Regions from separate parts of the Mus musculus genome. Here region 1 is linked to region 2. A link is a loop called in an ENCODE intact Hi-C map of the cell type or tissue named here. Cell type or tissue: gastrocnemius. All regions are shown on one strand.

The links. A loop is a pair of places that touch in the nucleus more often than their neighbours do. Peaks named below come from ENCODE experiments on the same cell type or tissue, not always from the same donor. Only the 100,000 strongest peaks of a DNase experiment are listed, where the experiment ranks them.
Region 1: it touches region 2 in a loop (3-fold over the local background); 18 of 42 quality-filtered maps call a loop at or near these places.

The regions. Positions count from the first base shown.
Region 1 is chr2:119,336,510-119,340,509 of GRCm38, reverse strand. No RefSeq gene overlaps it. Among named protein-coding and RNA genes, the nearest start is that of Gm14207, 12 kb to the right of the region's middle. In gastrocnemius, a CTCF peak has its summit at 2,350 (motif pointing left); DNase peaks (open chromatin) are centred at 2,389 and 3,751; H3K4me3 peaks cover 2,154 bases; H3K27ac peaks cover 2,608 bases.
Region 2 is chr2:119,411,932-119,415,931 of GRCm38, reverse strand. It overlaps Ino80 (INO80 complex subunit), which reads left to right. Exons shown (of 36, transcript NM_026574.4): 26 at 3,305-3,530. Among named protein-coding and RNA genes, the nearest start is that of Chac1, 63 kb to the right of the region's middle. In gastrocnemius, a CTCF peak has its summit at 1,888; a DNase peak (open chromatin) is centred at 1,908; H3K27ac peaks cover 1,469 bases.

The DNA.
Region 1 (4,000 bases), 75 kb after region 2:
CACTAAAAGACTGGATTCCAGGCAGCTAAGATGAGGGTCTTAAAGCCCACACCCACAGTGACACACTTCCAACAAGGCGACACCTTCAAGTAGTGTCACTCCCTGGGCCAAGTGTATTCAAACCACCACAGATGGGCTAGAGAAATGGCTCAGTGGTTAAGAGCACTGGCTTCTTCCACACTAGTTTGATTCCCAGAACACAGTTGACTATTCAGAGCCATCTGTGACTCCAACCTCCAGAGATCTGACATGGTCTCCTGCCATCTGTAGGCACCAGGCCCATTGGTAGTCCACAGGCATATGTGCAGATAAAACACCCATACACATACAACCAAAACAAATAAACAAGAAAGCAAAGGCCTTAGACGTTCTCACTTCTCAGGTGGGTGATACTTGCAGTCTTATTAATGAGACCTATTACTTCTGAGTAAATAATATGGACTTGGGGGTAGGGAGAAGGCAAACAACTATCAAAAACCAAATATACAGTGAATGAGTTTGTTTAATGGCTCAAGATTCTTGGCAAGGTCAGATCCTAGAAGAAAGGATGCTCTGGGTCTGGTCCTTCCTATCATACATGATATTGATTTTGATATGTGTTTGTTTGATCTTATGATGTGCTATGGTCTCTATTGGAATACATATTACATCCATACAACCTGAGATGAGTCTAACTTCTACCATGGGCCATTAGACAAGTCTCTTAATAGGGGCCTCAACTGATGTCAGTATTCAACATCCCTCCTCAGCCTGAAGCAGTTCCATTGATCTTTGCTCTACCTCCTCCCAAAGTCATTTAGGGTCACCTGTTATAACGATGGATAGAGACAGGACACAGAGGGTAAGTTGGGTAGTTAGGGCTAGGGGAAGCCTCTGATGCCATCATAGATGCTCTGTGGATCAAAGCCCCTCTCTGTTTGCAGGTGTTTCATGAATCAAACACTTGATGACAGTTCAACAACCATAGTATTTCACGGCAGTGCTCTAGTGCCAAGAAAGAAATGTGTCGTCTTGTGCACAAGCAGAAGGTAGGGGTCATTTAGTACACTTTTCTTTGCTCTGTAAACATTCAAAAGCACATAACCCTTGTCACCTGGGCAGTGTCCCCTCTTGAAATCTCTCCGAATTCTCTCTGCCGCTGCCTCTCTTTCTCATTATAGTTATTGTTGTATGAGTCTTAGAGACAGTCTCTCTCTCTCTCTCTCTCTCCCTCTCTCTCTCTCTCTCTCTCTCTCTCTCTCTCTCTCTCTCTCTCTCTCTCTCTCTCTCTCTCTCTCTGTGTGTGTGTGTGTGTGTGTGTGTGTAGTCCTGGCTGTCCTGGAACTTGCTGTATGTAGACCATTCTGGCCTAGATGTCATTCACTCTTTGTCCCAAGTGCTAGTTATTATGCCCTGCTTTTCTTTCTGATTAATGGTGTTCAGCTCTGGAGTACCCAGGCTTCATTTCTTGTCCTTTGTAGGACCCAATCCTTAAGTCACAGCAGCTTACATCTGAAACCACTGTAGCTCGTTATTCCAAGTGGATTCAACTGGATTTAGCCCTTTTTCCTGTCCCCAAGACAAGGTCATCTTTAGCTACTTATATAAAATTTAAGGCCAGGGGCTGGTGAGATGGCTCAGTGGGTAAGAGCACCCCACTGCTCTTCCAAAGGTCCAGAGTTCAAATCCCAGCAACCACATGGTGGCTCACAACCATCCATAACAAGATCTGACTCCCTCTTCTGGTGTGTCTGAAGACAGCTACAGTGTACTTACACAAAATAATAAATAAATCTTTAAAAAAAAAAAAGAATTTAAGGCCAGAGTAATCTAAGTCCCTGTCTCAATAAGTCAGTCAGTCAACCATCAATCAATAAGTGAATGGTTAGCTTCTCCAGATTGGTTAGTGTCTTCAGATAAGCAACTATGCTCTGCCATCAGTGTCTGGCCTATATTTAATATAGGAATTCAAAGAGTGTTGAGGAAATGGGTGTCCCAGAACACTTGGCAGTGAGGGATGGTACTGGAAGGAGGTTTAGTTTTAGCCACAAACTCAAACTCTTTCCGACCTGCTCTCTTCCATCCAGGTCAAAAAATGACCGACCACCTGCTAGTGGTGGCCAGAAGATGATGGGGATTTTGCAGAGTTGGCTTTAGCAGATGAAGAGGCCTTGCTTTCTGAACACCAGGACAATATTTGGAGGAAAGCATCGCCAATTACTCCCTGAGCTTAGCGGTACAGAACCAGAACCGAGCTCCGTGGGATACAGACACAAGGTGATTTAGGATTCCTGGACTGGTCCCCAGCTTTGGTCCGGGGCGGTCCCATGAGCCTCCAGACGGACAAGCGCGCAGCGCCCTCTAGTGTCTGGCGACTGCTCTGCCATCCCGCCGCGACACCCGCCCGAGGCTCCCGCTTCCCGCGGCTACGGCCCCGCGCGGGTTCCTGGGCCAGGGGCGGGACTCGGAGGAGGCAGGAGGCTGGACCCAGTGGGAGTGTCCCCGAGAAACTCGCGGCCTTCGGCGGCTTCCCGGCCCGGGAAGTAAGCCGGGGTCGGCGACCACAAACAGGAAGTCAGGCTGTAACAAAGAGCAGAGGGCGGGGAGCCGCAGCGCTCTCGGGCGCCCGGCGGTGGCGGCAGGTGGAGAGCTGACCCCGACGGGCCGGCGACGCACCTGCCTCTTCCTCTGCCCAACCCAGTCCAGGCCACCCTGGGACGCGTGGGGTCGTGGGCGCGGCCCCTGGGGAAAGACCTCTGGGGTCTCCCAGGAGCATCCCCTCCCCGGGAAGGGACAGTCACAGTTCCCTGACTGAATCACTTCCATCTCCTTCCCGGAATGCAGCAGGTCACACGGGGGCGGAGGGTTGGGCCCACAGATGGTGCAGACCCACGTGGAGATAACATAGGGAGGGGAAGAGGGAGCCAAAGGAGGGCCCTGTAGGGACCCTGGCAGAGGCGAAACACTGTACACCTTGCTTGAGTCTAGTGGCCTCAACTAGCCTGAGTCGAAGCGGGTCGGAACCGTTATACACTCATTTGCCCCCAGTTGAGATCAACTGTGCCAGGGCTAGCCAAGAGAGGCATGACTGCGGCCCCTCCCAACCTAGAGGACAAGGATCTCCAGGTGGTCACCAGCCAACAAGCTCTGGAAAAGCAGCTGTCCTCAGGCCCGAAGGTCACCAGGAGGTCAGACTAATTCTTTAGACAGGACTGTAACTCCAAGTTACTGAGGAACTGCTAAACTCTAATTCTATTATAAAATATTCAAAGAAGAGCATTTGCCAGGCTCTTGAGAATGCTTTACAATGCTTCTAGAGCTATAATCTAATATTGTTTGAATGCCAAGTCTCCTGGACTCTTGGAGTGATCAAGAGACCATTAAGTACCCTACCTCTGTGATGGGGGTGTGTGGCCTCTCAAGGAGAGACCTTCGGGAATTTCTGGGAAAAAGAATATATTTTGTTCACACTCCATGTAAAAACTGGGCCCACATCTGAGTTGCTGGGAAGAGGGTGTGGCGTGGGCGCAGGTTGGAGCCCCTACAAGCATTCCACACTAAGTCCCTTGCTCTGAGTTCCAACTTGCACCAGAAGGCAGTGTTCATATGTTGGGCTCTCTCTCAGCTCCTTGGCTAGGGTATCAGAGGTGGTAAAATGGATTGAGAGAGCCACCAGGACCCCTCCAGGGCTCTTCTCTGACCATCTGGCAATATAGCCTAGCCGGGTGGTGTGGACGTGCAGGCCTGCGGGTGTCCTACCTGTCCCCCACATGGGAGCCTCGTCATCTCGACTTCTGTCCCAGCCCAGCCTCCCCCGCCCCCCAGAGCCTAGAAGCCGCTTTCCTGTTTCATTTTGGGCAGGAAGAGTGAGGTCTTGTTGTTCTTCCCCCTGCTGTCGGCTCAGGCTGTGGGAACGGTTCCCTGAATGTTTTCCTGTTTGATACCCTGTGTGTGCAGGAGAGCAACAGGGAATGATGACCAAGCCGTGGATGGAGCATATGCACACTCCTGGGACATGAGG
Region 2 (4,000 bases):
ATAACTAGGTTTCATCTTTCATCTCAATGCTAGGGTCCAATAAAGCAACATTTCATAAGATGCCATCCATTCTATTGACCTTAAACATTTAGTGAGGAGAGAGAAATTGATGGCCTTGGATCCTTGACTGGCCTACTGCTGCTTGAAGTCATTTCTCTGGTTCATGTTCTGGGATAACTGCCATTAAGGAAGGAGCTATTTTTCAATAGCTGAGAAATAGTTGTAGGTGATTAGCTGAGTAAGGAAGACCCTGGTTATTCATCTTACAAACCCAGAAGATTCCCACAGCTGGAGCAGGAACACACATGTCAGGAAGGACGCCTTAAGTGCTTAATGAAGCATCTCGTCAAACTACAGTAACTTCGGAGGTTAATGAAGCAAGGCATGGGGTTTGCATGTGCAAGTTGCAAGGGGCACAACCTTTAGACATTGTGATATGATGCTGTCACAAACAAAAGAGTTATATTGTATTTGTAGCTATCCATGACTGCATCTGGCCTGCAAGCACAGGTTAGACATGCCTGAACTAGACCCAGTGTGCATTCCCATTGGGTGGAGGAAAGAATGTTCTTTCCTGCCTCATCGCTCCTATACCTACACCTTCAGAGTTTGCAGAATAAGCTGTCTAGGTTGGAGCTAACTTAGAAGTAGGATTTAGTCTAAGTAGAAATGGAGTTTTTTGCTCTTTTAGACCTCCAAAATATACTGCTCACATACTTAGACCATGATATTCTATAAGTCCACATATATCTTGAACCAGGGCTCATCGTCAAAGCTTATCAAAAACTTTTTTAAAAAAATCATTAAGAATTGTGTCTTTAGTTAGATTCCCTGCACCTTCATGATGGCTTATAACTGATTGTTCCAGTTCTAAGGAATCTCTTCCCCTCTTTTGACTTCATGTGCACTAGGCACAGCCATAGTACATATGCATACATGTTAGGAAAACATACACATTAAAGAAAGAAGTTGCCTTTTATTCAGCCCTGGATGTGGATGTCAGCAAAAAATGAAATCTTGGTGAAAGTTTATAACTGAAATGTTTTGCTTTGTAAACTGCTAAGAGCGCCTAGATCTGTGTCCTTAGCAGGAGAGCATTGGGCCTGTGTCACTCTCCTTCCCTTGTCCTTCATTCTGAGCATCTAATGTCTGATTTTCCATCTTGAGATTATGGCCCAAAGTCTTAATTCTACTCTGAGTTATTTTTCATCCCAGAAAGACAAGAGAAGGTAGAGGATTTGTGTTTTAGGGTAAAATATACCAGTGTTAGTTTCCACTATCCAGTACCCCAGAACTTGGAAAGCTAAGGCAGGAGGAATATGAGTTTTAGGCTAGCTGGGCTGCATGTGAGGTCTGCTTCCCAAAACCATAAAGCGTCTAGGGATGTAGCTCAGTGGAAGAAGGTTTATCTAACATGAGTAAGTCCTTAAGTTCACTCCTCATTTGGAGAAGGTAATGCAGTCAGGAAGAAAAAATTTACCGTTTTACTCATTCTGGGGTGCATGGTGTTGAACATAATGCAGAACCTCCCTAAGGTCAGACATTCAGTCATTTTATAGAAGTACAACTGTGATATCTATTTTGAGGTGATGTGACTAACATCCTACATGGTAGATGTCTGCTCTGGGCCAGAGTCTGCTGGATTGCTGAGTAGAGAAGCCATTTCAGAGAGATGCCATTCTTGTAAACCTGCTTTGTGTTTCCATCTTTGTAATAATCTATTGAAAGACACAGTGAGTGTGAAGGAAAACAACAACAAAAAATATTCTGGAGGAAAGAAATCAGTAAGGGTCCCTAGATGTGTCTGCAGGAACATTTCAACCCTGACCAAGCTTGGGAGCTCTTGGCCCTTTGCTCTGGCCTTAGGTAATTTTGCAAATGAGCCATAGATGGCACTGTTTCATAACAGACTCAGTTCTTCTCTGCATGCCAACTAGTGTTTTTATCTGGCTGTTGATAAATGAGACTGTTTCTCTGTTCTTGGTACCATGTGGTTTTTAGAAGCACCTGCAGCTCCACATTCAGCTAGCTGTATTGTATAGCTCTGCTTCCGAGGCTGGGGTGTGTATTGGCTCCCCCTTCTCTAGAGTCACCTCTGTGATCTGCTCCCATCAAGGAGCATATCCAAGGTTGAGGATCACTCCTCTATAACAGCTGATACATGAAAAACACAATAGTTCACAGCAGAGCAGACTTTATAGCAACCTATGTTCCAAGAAGTAATAGAGCTGCCTAACTTGGTACAACAGATGCCCTGTGCTCTGATCCTCCCACACTCTGGCTCTCACTCTTTATACCTCCCACCTCCCCATCTCTTTGTCTGCTTTTAAGCTTTGTCTTATTTACTGCTTACTGTGAATGGGCTTTTAGCTTTTTCATCATCTTGGACTGGTGGATTAGTACAGCCTTTACTTGTTAACAAGAGGTTATGTTTAACAGTCTTCTTACCACATGACATCACAGGCAAACCTGTGTTTCTAAATTGGCAAAGTAATCTTTTTCCTTTGGGAAGGCCACATTTTAGTTTTATTGGGGTGTACTATATGTACTATATGATGATGTTTTGTGTAGTCTCTGCCCTTGTCGAGAATGAATCTGTTGCTTATTGATGTTTGCTTCCTTCTATCCCCTGTGTTCCTTTTTCCTTTTCCAGCATGGCTTGAAAGAGGGTTTCCCTTTTTTTCCTTTAGGTTTATCCATGCGAAGTATTCAGAAACAAAGAAGTTTTGCCATGAAAGCATTAAAGATAGCTTAAGGTGTGTCAGACAAACACTGTAGTCCTTTCTGACTGCTGTCTGTCTCAGGCTTCCTTTCTGACATCACTGTCATAAGTGGCCATAGCACTTGTAATAAGTGGGTGGTAAATGTATATTGAGAGTAGATATCCAGACTAGAATCTTACTTTATCTACATGCACCTTTTTATATCTTTTGATTGCAGGTTCATGTGATTAGCGATTACCAGTTTGCCCAGAGAAGCTCTCAAATTGAGTTAGTCTTTGCCTTCATCTTACTATGCTAGAGGATGAAATATAAAGCCACCAGTCTGAGGTTATTCACATTGATCTGATTTCAGAGTTGTGGGCCTAGGGATAGAGCTCAGCATTCACAAGCCTGAAACTTGCTATAACCCCCACTGGGTAGGTGAAAGGACTACTCAGGTGGCTTCTTGAGAATTTGGAGGCCAGCCTGAGCTATATGAGATCCTATCTCAGAAGGAAAAAAAGTTGATTTCCCTCAAAGGCTTGATGTGTGTGACAAATGGCAGAAGAGCCATTTTATTGTCTGCGAATTTTACCCTGCAGGTCACCGCAGTGCCGTTGGATTCTTACTGTAATGACAGAAGTGCAGAGTATGAGAGAGGAGTTCTGAAGGAAGGAGGGAGTCTGGCTGCCAAGCAGTGTTTGTTGAATGGGGCTCCTGAGCTGGCTACGGATTGGCTGAGTCGCAGATCCCAGTTCTTCCCAGAGCCAGCTGGAGGGCTGCTGAGCATTAGACCCCAGAACGGCTGGTCTTTCATCAGAATTCCAGGTGAGTTTTCTGCTCTTTGGAGCATGTTTCCAGCTTTGACAAGAGGAGAAAGGGGGAGAAAGCCCATGTGATAGTTTTTGTTGTTTGGTATTTGGAGTTCCTGAGGTTTCTAACTCTCCTAACCTGTAACTTATAGGTAAAAATATGAGTACTTTGTGTCTTGAGTGGAAAGATGATGATTGAAATGTTTCTAGATTTGTTCGTGAGTACTCTCCTTTGATAAGAAGAGTGTAATGTCACTTTTTTAAATGGGAGAAGGTTGGGGTGCTCATGGGTAGAGTGCTTATCTAGTATGCACAAGGCCCTCACCAGATGACCCCCCACACACACACACCCCAAAACCCCACAAAGTTTAGGAAAGACTTCAGGTCGAATGAGTGCAGTTGTTTTGTGCCATTGCCAGTGGAATGAATGAGAATGTCGTCACTCCCACAGAGCCTAGTTAAGTAGCATAAACAGTGTCCTGCACA